2 separate regions of the Homo sapiens genome follow, and region 2 is linked to region 1. The links are chromatin contacts, found by Hi-C in ENCODE. All regions are on one chromosome and are shown on one strand. Each heading gives the region's core, a stretch centred on a gene start or an enhancer-like site at or near the end of the contact. The rest is flanking DNA. Distances are from core to core; before and after follow the strand shown.

Region 1 (5,047 bases), core at 356-2,855:
AAGGAGTCATCTTCCGCTTTTGTGGCAGATGCTTCTGCTGCAGAACTGCCACATCTGCTTGGCCTCCAGGCCACCCCTGGAGAGTTTCACAACACTGACATGGAGCCAGAAGCCCTCGAACACAGACCTGGAGCAGCCCGTTCCAAGACAGACTCCAGTACTGCCAATCAAAACCTGCTGCCTAGAGCCAACTAGCAGCACCTGTATCCAGCCCAGCTCCTAACCCGGTGCCCAGAACAAGGCACACACAGTACGTCTGCCAAGTGAGTAAGTGGGATCTAGGGCTCAGTGCCGGTTTGACCACCAACCACGACCCTGAGTAACTCATGCCTTTTTACTCAAGAATCTAGATGTATTCCACTGCACTAAGATGCACCATTCATCCATTCAAAATGCATTTAATAAGCAGCTACAGTTGGCCGGGCACGGTGGCTCACGCCTGTAATCCCAGCACTTTGGGAGGCCAAGGCGGGCGGATCACGAGATCAGGAGTTCGAGACCAGCCTGACCAACATGCAGAAACCCCATCTCTACAAAAAAATGCAAAAATTAGCTGAGCACGATGGTGCTTCTGTAATCCCAGCTACTCGGGAGGCTGAGGCAGGAGAATCGCTTGAACCTGGGAGGAGGTGGTTGCTGTAAGCCGAGATTGCGCCACTGCACTCCAGCCTGGGCAACAAGAGCGAAACTGTCTCAAAAAATAAAAAATAAGCAGCTACAGTTACTAAGTAGCTTAGTCAGGCACTAGTGGTTGTTGTGTTATGTAGAAAAATATATCAATTCAGTAATGGCTCACAGAGCTCTCTTAACAGCTTTCCATTTTTACAACTCATCGTAAATGTAAAGAGGGAAGAATGTACACAGAAAGTGCCTTTAAGCTCTCAGAGGATGAGTTCCATCCGCTGAAAAGCACCAGGGGCCTTGCGGATACTATTTTTTTTTTTTTTTTTATAAAAAGGCAGGCCTGGGGCAGGCTTGCACAGCACTCTACACACGGCAAAACAGCCCTGTGCTGCACACTGAGAGGAACACGTAAGCCGCGGTGGTTAGATACGCTTTACTTTCAGAGCCCTGGGCTTTCAGCCTGGGCTGGCCACCCATTAGCTGGATGGGACGTTCGGAAGTAACTCTCGAGCCTTCTCTGTAACAGGGGAACGACCAAGGAGCTACCTCTCGCGTTGTGAGGACAAAGCGCTCGCTACATGCCCGGCACACGACCACAATTCCACTGAAAGCATTTTAATACGGAACTTGTCACTCCCAGGGAGCCTCCGCTCAGCCGGCAGTTGGTTCATTTCAATCCCCACGACAACCCTTCAAAGTGCAGGGCAGACAGCAGGTGGCTCTGCCCAGGCGCCTGGATCACAGCCCGGCCTGCAGCCCTCACCTGGGCGCGGGGAGACCCTGAGGACGCTCCTCCAGGCGGCGCTGGCCGGGGCCTGCGGACACGGACGGGCGGGCTGAGCTCCGGGACCCCTCCCCGCGCCCCGCACCCCGCACCCCGCACCCGGCGCTCACCCGTCCCAGCCCCGCCGCCCGCAGCCCCAGCTGCAACGCAGCCACCGCCGCCATCGCACCCGGCCCCGCGGGCGCTTCCGGGACGCAGGAAGCATCTGCATCCGGGGCGCCGCTGAGTCCCGCCCAGAGCCCCGCCCCCGGCTCCAGGTTCTGCGAGCGGCTTCCGCCGGGCTGCTCCGCGGGCGCGTCGGCCATGAGCGAGTTGCCGGGCGACGTGCGGGCGTTTCTGCGGGAGCACCCGAGCCTGCGGCTCCAGACGGACGCCCGCAAGGTTCGCAGCGCGGGAGGGGAACGGAGTGGCGGAGAAGGGCGCAGTTGGGATGAGGGGCTGAGGGGAGGGCAGGGGAGAGGAGAGGGCAGGGGAGAGGGGAGAGGGGAGAGCAGGAGAGAGGGGAGGGCAGGGGAGAGGGCGCGGCGGGATCAGGGGAGGAGAGGGAAGGGGGCGCGGCAGGAGGGGGCACCAGGGAGCGGAGCCCTGGCCCTCCTGACGTCCTGCCCGCCCACGCGTCCGCAGGTGAGGTGCATCCTGACAGGTCACGAGCTGCCCTGCCGCCTGCCGGAGCTCCAGGTCTACACCCGCGGCAAAAAGTACCAGCGGCTGGTCCGCGCCTCCCCGGCCTTCGACTATGCAGAGTTCGAGCCGCACATCGTGCCCAGCACCAAGAACCCGTAGGTGGTCCGCGGCGGCGCGGGGAGGCCCAGGGCAATTAGGACAGCCCCTCCGCTGGACTCCGCCAGTGCTGCAGCCCCTACTCTTTCAGAGTTGGGAGCCCTGGGACCCAGGTGGGCGCCCGGGTGCTGGAATCACCTGCGGTCCCAGCGGCGAGGCCTCTTGGTGAGCTCGTTTGCTCACCTGAGGTTTGTCCTGTGGGGTGTGGCTGCTTCCCAGATGAGTAGAGGCTTGTGATTTGTCACCTGAGGTTGTGAACAGCGTTGGGTTCTTCCCTTAACCCCAGAAGGGGTCTTTGATTTAGCTGGGAGCTAGGCTTTGTAATAATCGTCAAAACAGAGATAGGATGTTTCCATTCATTGAGCCCTTGCTCCAGGTGGAGCCATCCTCTTGCATGAACTCATCCTGGAGCAGTCAGTGAGGCTGCCATGCGTGCTTTTCCGGTAAACATTAAGAGGCTGCAGTCGGCCTGGGTCAGACGGTTCCCCACCCAGCTTCAGAGTGGAATTGCTCCGGGAGCCTTTAAAAGCCCGATGTCCAAGCCGCATGGTAGACTGTCCAGGGATGAGTCCAAGACACAGCCACCAGTCTGAATCCTTGCTGTGAACTGTCCCTACAAATTTGGTCTCTCTGCTCTGTAGGCACCAGTTGTTCTGCAAACTCACCCTGCGGCACATCAACAAGTGCCCAGAACACGTGCTGAGGCACACCCAGGGCCGGCGGTACCAGCGAGCTCTGTGTAAATGTAAGTCCCAGTGGACCCCCATCAGTGCATCGCCATCTGAGTGCATGCCCGCCTTGCCCCAGATGGAGCGTGCTTGAAGGCAGGTCGTCCTTCAGCGATCCGTGTTGATGCATCAGGCCTGTTTTTTGGCACAGTGAAGAGAGGGATGATGGCCCCTGACCCCACAGCTTTTAGTGCAGGCAGGCACAGAGCCAGAAGCAGGCTCGGGAGTGAGTGAGTGTGCGTGGCAATGCGAGGTGTGAAAGAAACTGGGCGAGGGATGTGGGGTGGGCTTGCGGAGACAGGAGGGCTGGGGAGACTCGCTGAGGGATTCGCTCGAGGCTGAGGCTGGAGGGATGTGGTGGCAGTGGGGTCGGGGGAACAGCACCCCAGGGAGAAGCCAGGGTCCATGGAAGTCTGAGGCAAAAATGTGTTGGCTGAGGTAGGCTCCAAAGGACTGGCTGGGCTAGTGTGCACAGCCCGGATGACCCAGAGACCAGGCCAGGAGCACTGCAGTGGGTGTGTGGAGAGGGTTGGGTGGGGGCTGCATGGACAGTGTGCATGGTTGAGAAGGGAGGACTCCTTGACTGCGGTCATCCAGGAAAAGACGGTGGGTTTTGGGGGGAGAATTCAGAGTCCCTTTGAAGGTTTTAAGCTTGAGCTGTATTAGGAAAGGTGTGTATTAGGGAAGTATCGGGCTTTTGAAACAGGGACACCCGTGCTGGATGAAGGAGATGGTTGCACCGTGGATCTGGGTGAGCACCCGGCGAGAGTTTAGAGAAGGGAGAGAGGCCTGGTCCTGAGCCCCAGGAAGAGGCTGGAAGTCCTCCCGTGGTACTGAAGGGAAGATGAGGACAGAAAAATGATAGATTTGATAACACAGAGGCCCCTGGCAACCTTGGTGAGGCACCTGAAGCTTGGCAGGGACACCTGGCTAGAGTGGAGCGTAGGCTGCAGCCCATGAGGGCAGTGTCCGGCCTTAGGCAGGTGCTGGGTCACCAGAAAGCCTTTCTGGAGTCCAGCTAAGGAGGGAAATGGACAGAGGCTGGAGCGGACAGATTCAGGTTGGTTTGCGGATGGGAAGATGCGTCTACGGGCTTCTGATGAGTGCGGAGAGGCAGTCCAGCCCTCCCGAAGCATGAGTGTGGATTGAGAAGGCAGGACCAGGGTTTCTCAAGTAGAAGGCGGGCACCTTGCAGAGGCCTTGCAGGCACAAGGGCTGCCAGCCTGAGGCTTGGACTTTTTCCAGCCAGTGTGTTAGCTGCTCAGGGGTGGGCAGGAAGGCTCTAAGTGCAGGGGGCCACGGGGTTCCCATGAAGAATGGTTATGATGGTGGACTGTGGAGCTGAGATGGGACTGGGGCGCCGAGGTCACTGCAAGGCAGTGGTCCAGGGAAGTCCAAACGTGGCTGTAAGGGGGCTCTGCCTTCACGTTCTGGTGGTGACAAGGCTGCTGCATGGCCATGGGGGTGGGTGGCAGAGACAAGGAGGGAAACAGCCCTGGAGATGGGCCGCCACATCAATGGCCAGGGCCCAGCAGGGCTCATGCAGCCCATGAGGGATGATGATGGTAGCTGCGCTGGGCTGGAGGGCAAGCCCCAGCAGACCCTCCAATATACAAGGGGACAACGGTGGTGACTCCAGTGAGGTCTTTCCATGGAAGCCTTGTCCCAACTCCCTTCTCACCCACTAAGGGGCAGCAAAGGCCAGGCAGCCAACCTCCACTGAGCCCCGCCCTCCGGGACGGGGTCTCCCATGTGCTGAGGGAGGACTTCAGGCTGCTGGGGAGAGGGTGGCATCACTGCCAGCCCGAGTTGCCTTTGAGAGGCCATGCCAAGCTCACTGGGGCACAGTTGGCCTTGGGCCTGGTCAGTGCCCTCCTAGCCGTGGCTTCCTAGGCCTGGCTAGATCGGGGATGAGTGGTAAAGGCCCCGTAGACCTCTACCATCTTCTTGCCTCCTGGCTGCAGCCCTGGCCCACCACCCTCCCTGCACACCTGGTAGGAACAGAGCTGAGGCACCCAGCAGCTGCTCTGGTTTTTGTCCAGGGCGGTGGGGCTGTGGGGCCCTGGCCGAGTGCAGTCCTCATAAGTTAGCTGTGGCCCAGAGGACCGTGGGGGGTGTGGAGGTACCCAGC
Region 2 (4,735 bases), core at 496-2,995, 3.2 Mb after region 1:
ATTCTGCCCAGAGTTCTGTAGTCAGAAATGGGGGGAAGGGGAGCAGCAGGGAACACGTCCTGCTTGAAGCAGGGTGGGGTGGCCTGATGTGCCGCCTGGACGCAGTGGGGGAAAAGCAGAGACAAAGTGGGCTACTCTCCAAAGCGTTGCCCCCCACCCTGGAGGCTCACTGAGGAGTCTGGCAGGGCAGGGCCCCCCATCCAGCCGCCGAGATTGCCTCTGTTCAAACCCGTTCTGCAAGGGGGCAGAGCTGGACGGGGGGAGGGGGGGTGGCCACACTCAGCTCCCGCCCGTGGGAAAATGCGACAGCTGCTCGCCCGCTACCCCGCCCGCCAACAAAGCGCCGGCCTCCGCCTCAGAATCAGAGCGGCCCATTGTGGAGTCGGGGCCGCCTCCAGGGGCACCGGGACAGCACCCTGGGGACGCGGCCCCGCCTCCGCCGACACCCAATACCTGCCTCCGCGGGCGCGCATCTCCAGGGCAGCCCCCATACACCCACAGGAGGGGGATGAAGGTCCCCCATTCGGAAGGAATTCGACCCCATCTCGAGAAGGGATCAATTACTCAAGCCCCTCCCTCCCCATCTTACCGGGGCTGAGAAACGGGGGAGGGGGGTGTGACACAGAGCCGCACTTTCTGGAAGAGGACAGATAATTCTCGCCTCCAACTCTCGGAGAAAGAGTGGATTAATCACTCGATTCCCCAGAGACCCCGCTCGCTGTGCGGCGGGGAGAAATGTAAGAGCCCCCCACCCGCGTCCCGCTCTCCGCCCCCAAGCTTTCCAAACTTCAACTCCGCAAAGCAAAAGGAAAGTTCAGTCCCCCCGGGCGCGGCGGCTTCTTACGCAACCCCTCCCCCAAACTGAGAGCCGGGCTGGGGGGCACCGGCGGGCGGGGCGACCGGGAGCCCGGGGACCCAGCCCGGCCGCGCGGGTCAGTGAAGGCGAACGCGGCGCCGCAGAGCCCACACTCCGCGCCCCAACATCCGCCCCGGCGTGGGCCAGAGGCGAAGAAGAAAGAAGATAAATGGCCCGGAGAAGCAACAGGAAACCAAAACCGACTCTATTCAAATCGAAAAATAGTAGGCAGCCCGCCCGCCCGGCCGACCGGCGGCAAGCCCCACGCGCGGCGGGTGAAGGGCGGGCCCGGAGTAGGGCCTCCGGGGCCCCAGCACCCCACACCGGCCTCCTAACTCGGCTCCAGGCACGGGCGGCGCGAGTCCGCCTCCACGGGGGGATCGAGGGGGAAGGTCGGTCCTCCCTGATCCCGGGACTCCAGAACCCCACGCCCCGGGCCGCCCGCTTTTCCCTCTCCATGCTGGCCTCCCCGCCGCCCGCTCCCAGCCGTGGGGCGCGCGCGCCGGGCGCCGCCAAAGTTTCCAAAGGGCGCGGAAAGTGGGGGCTCGCGGGTGGGTGGGCGCCTACCTCGTGCGGCGAGCGCGGGCAGCAGCGCCAGGCAGAGCAGGGGCGCCAGGAGCGGCGGCATGCCTCCCCACCGGCTGCCCTCTGCGCCCGGGCGGCGGCCTCCTGCGCTGGCCGGCGGGGCTGGGACGCACACGCGCGGCGTACGGTCCCGGGGCGGCGGCGGACGGTCCCGCCCTCTCTTCCCCGGCTGGCTGGCGGCGCTGTGCTCTCGCAGGCCCCCGGGCCCGGCTCCGCGCCCGGCTCGTTCCTTCGCTGCGCTCGCGCCCGCGCCCGCGCCCCGCGCCCCGCGCCCTTGCGCTCCCTCCCGCGGCCGAGGCACTAGTGAGGCTCAGAGTCGAGGTGCGCTCCGCCCCCGCCGGCCCCGCCCCGCCCGGCCCCACCCCCGCCGGTCCCCCCGCCCCCTCCGCGGCCACCTCCTCCCGCACGCCCCGTCCGCCTTTGCGCCTCCCCGAGCTGAGCCGCGCGTCCCGAGCCCAGCCTCTCCGGGGAGGAGGGACCCGGCGGCGCGGCGTGGGTCGGGAGCGGGCGCCTGGGACTACTTCTCGTTTGAAAGTTTTCAGAGGCCAAAAGTTTGAGCCGGGGCTGCGGAAGGATCCGGCTCTGGCGGTTGCCGCGCTCGGCGACAACTGGCGACTGAAATTTGCATGTGAATAAGCGGAGGAGCCCGGGGCGGAATGGGGAGGGCGAGGCCGCGGACAGCCGTGTGCACCGTGCGCTGGGCCGGGCGGGGAGCAGCTGAGGCCACGTTGGGGGACCCCGGGCCCGGGGCAGGGCTCTGGGAGAGTGGCCTAGCCGTGTGTGCGCCCCTAGCCCAGCGGCTTCACTCCCTCCCGAGGGCCCCGTGGCCGCGGCTTTAGGCGTCCAGAGGATCGATCGCCGCCAGACATCCCTGGCCGTGATTGCCCGAGCACTTGACCGCGAGGGATGGGGGCGCCGCGGCCTCTGGGCAGGGGACTCCGGGCGCCCCGAGGGAGCAGCCGGGACCAGTGCCTCGCGGACGGATTGTGCCCCGCTCCCCCAAGGGGGACCCGCGTCGACACGCTCCTCGGTCACCGTCCTCCTCCTGCCCGGGCGCCGCCTGCCTAAGGTGGCCCCAGAAAGCACAAACGGGTCGGGCGGATCTGCCGCTGGCGCCGGCGCAGCCCTTCCCACGTGCTCCTTCCGGCTGATTTATTTCTCCACCACGATGCCAGGCACGGGCACCCTGTGCCAAGCCTGGTTAAGCGCCAGGAGTCCAAAATGCCTGCCATAGTCCCTGCGCAAAGTTCACGGCCTCGTGCCAGGGACAGACAGCGCCCCCTCCCCACCCCAACACAGGGTGGTGAGTGCGATGGCAGAAGGCGCGTGTCCCGGCGCCCCTCCTGGAGTAGGAGGGCTAAGCCTGCCCTGCGGGGAGACCGAAAGGCTGGGAGGGACCTAGGACTGTGGGGGCCTGGGGGGAGGGCTGCAGAAACCCCAGAGCATGGTGGCAGAGGCAGGCACAGAAAGCAGGACAAATCTCACACCTGACCCCAGCAAGCCTTTCCTGGCACACCTCTTGCCAAATGCTGAGCACTCTGGAAACAGCCAGTGCAGGCGGCCTGTCCCGCCCCTGTAGCTGCTGCTGGGAGCCTCCCTCGCCTGCGTCCTCCCAGAATCTGGCCTCACTTCTGCAGGCCTGGGGTAACATCTTGGGGTCAGCGCCCCAGGAGAGGAGGCGCCTGGAGGCAGCAGAGATGTTTATGTAACAGCAGCCAGGCAGCCTGGAGGAGCAGATTTTCCATAGAAGGAAGCGCGGGGCTGTGCAGCTCCCAGGCTGAGGACTCTGCCCACCACGACGTCCTCTGCTCCTGGTGGGTGGGGGTGGGGTGGGGCATAGGGAGGCCCGAAGGCCTCAGGCCTGGTGCTGATCGGGTGCGGGTGCGACTGCCTGTGTGCCTCCATTGGCATCTCTGCCTGTGGGCCCCAGGCCAGAAGTAATGGCCCATGTAGCCCAGGCCCGGGGGCCAGTCCTCAGCATTTTGCGGAGGGGCGGCCTGGGAGGGGAGGAGGGGATCCCTGGATAGGGGGTCTCCCCTGGTCTGCCCCAGCTGTGCCGACAGCACCTCCACCTTGGGCCTCCATCCTCTACCAGCAGAGAAGAGAGTGGCCCATTCGGTGTCCACCCGTCAGGCCACCCAGCAGCCAGGCACGCTCATAAGCCCGCGTTACGGATGGTGCGGCCGGGTGCACAGGCCCGAGGGAAGCACAGGCCTCGGCCTCCCAGCTCCCAACCCCTGCACCACCCACAGCCGGGAGTACCCCATGGACAGCTGTGGCCGAGGAGAAGCCAGGGATGAGGGGGATGGGCCTCACCTCCCCACCAGCCTGGGAAGGGGGTAGGCCCCTGGCAAGTAGGTGAGAAGCTTTTTCATTCACAAGTTGTCCGGGCTCCCCATTCCTCTTTGTCAGGCCAGCGGGTGTGGGCAGTCGGGGGAGGCTGGGGTCCTGACACAACAGGAGTACATCTGCTGGCCTAGGGCCTGGAGACCTTCTCCTACAGGTCGGGAGGCAGCCCTGGGCAGCGGGCATTGCGGGGACTAAAGAGAAACAAGAGCAGGTTGTGTGCAGGGCACCCCAGCCACTCCAGAAACCCAATGGGAGGGTGGGGGCTAGGACCCCAAGAAGCTGAATTGGGGTGCAGTGCCGCCAGGCCTCCCCTGTAGGAGTCACTTTGGGCTTCCTGTCCCAACTTGTGGTGGGAGCTGGGGCAAGGTTCCAGGGGTACCCCGAATGAATGGGGCTGTTCCCAAGCTGGCCAGGGAGCCTGGAAGCAGATGAGATGGGGCCGCAGAGCCTGGTTTGCGGAGGGGAGAGGCAGACGTGTCCTGCAGCCCTCTCTTCTTCAGAGGCCCCCTGCGGGTGCTGAGGGGAGAGTGGCTTAGGCGTTGCACCCCAGGAGACTGAACTGGGTCAGTTCCCCCTTGTTTGCTGCCAGAGAAATGGGGGTACCATTGTCAGGGTGAGCTAAGGAGGCCCTGCTGACATTGGCCCAACCAGGCCCCTCCTTTGCGGCTGCTGTGGGGACTTTCGAGAGCAGAGCACACCCCTAAGTGCGTGGAGAGGTAAGCACAGCTGGTGAGCACACGGGGACAGCGACGGAGCTCATGGAGACCCAGGTGACCTTAAAACACCCCAGGGCCGGCTCCGGCCCCAGAGAGATGTGGTCCGAGTAGAGGGGGGTCAGCAGTGACCTGGTGGGTGGGTGTATTTGAGGGGTGCCTGTGTTGAAAGCTCTGCAGTAGATTCTAAGGAGCAGCCAGGGCTGAGACTCCCGGTGCTGAGCCCAAGGCC

Evidence for each region. Hi-C counts contacts between places; a loop is a spot of excess contacts on that map. Pooled maps may share reads with other maps.
Region 2: a map of CD8-positive, alpha-beta T cell shows a loop between it and region 1 (30-fold over the local background). The contact joins the promoter of NOTCH1 here to the promoter of SURF1 in region 1. A Hi-C loop is called at or near these places in 1 of 168 maps with a recorded cell type or tissue (CD8-positive, alpha-beta T cell), 1 of 37 single-sample maps with no recorded cell type and 5 of 50 pooled maps.

The regions. Positions count from the first base shown.
Region 1 is chr9:133,354,882-133,359,928 of GRCh38, forward strand. It overlaps SURF1 (SURF1 cytochrome c oxidase assembly factor), which reads right to left and starts at 1,606. Exons shown (of 9, transcript NM_003172.4): 1 at 1,519-1,606; 2 at 1,388-1,439; 3 at 1-76. The coding sequence starts at 1,572. It overlaps SURF2 (surfeit 2), which reads left to right and starts at 1,669. Exons shown (of 6, transcript NM_017503.5): 1 at 1,669-1,789; 2 at 2,033-2,187; 3 at 2,830-2,933. The coding sequence starts at 1,712. RefSeq lists silencers at 1,408-1,527, 1,768-1,837.
Region 2 is chr9:136,544,303-136,549,037 of GRCh38, forward strand. NOTCH1 (notch receptor 1) reads right to left here and starts at 1,746. Exons shown (of 34, transcript NM_017617.5): 1 at 1,424-1,746. The coding sequence starts at 1,484. MIR4674 (microRNA 4674) reads right to left here and starts at 1,957; the gene lies at 1,871-1,957. NALT1 (NOTCH1 associated lncRNA in T cell acute lymphoblastic leukemia 1) reads left to right here and starts at 3,540. Exons shown (of 3, transcript NR_121577.1): 1 at 3,540-3,799. RefSeq lists enhancers at 581-630, 2,603-3,514 and silencers at 861-910, 1,131-1,390, 1,411-1,970, 2,311-2,410.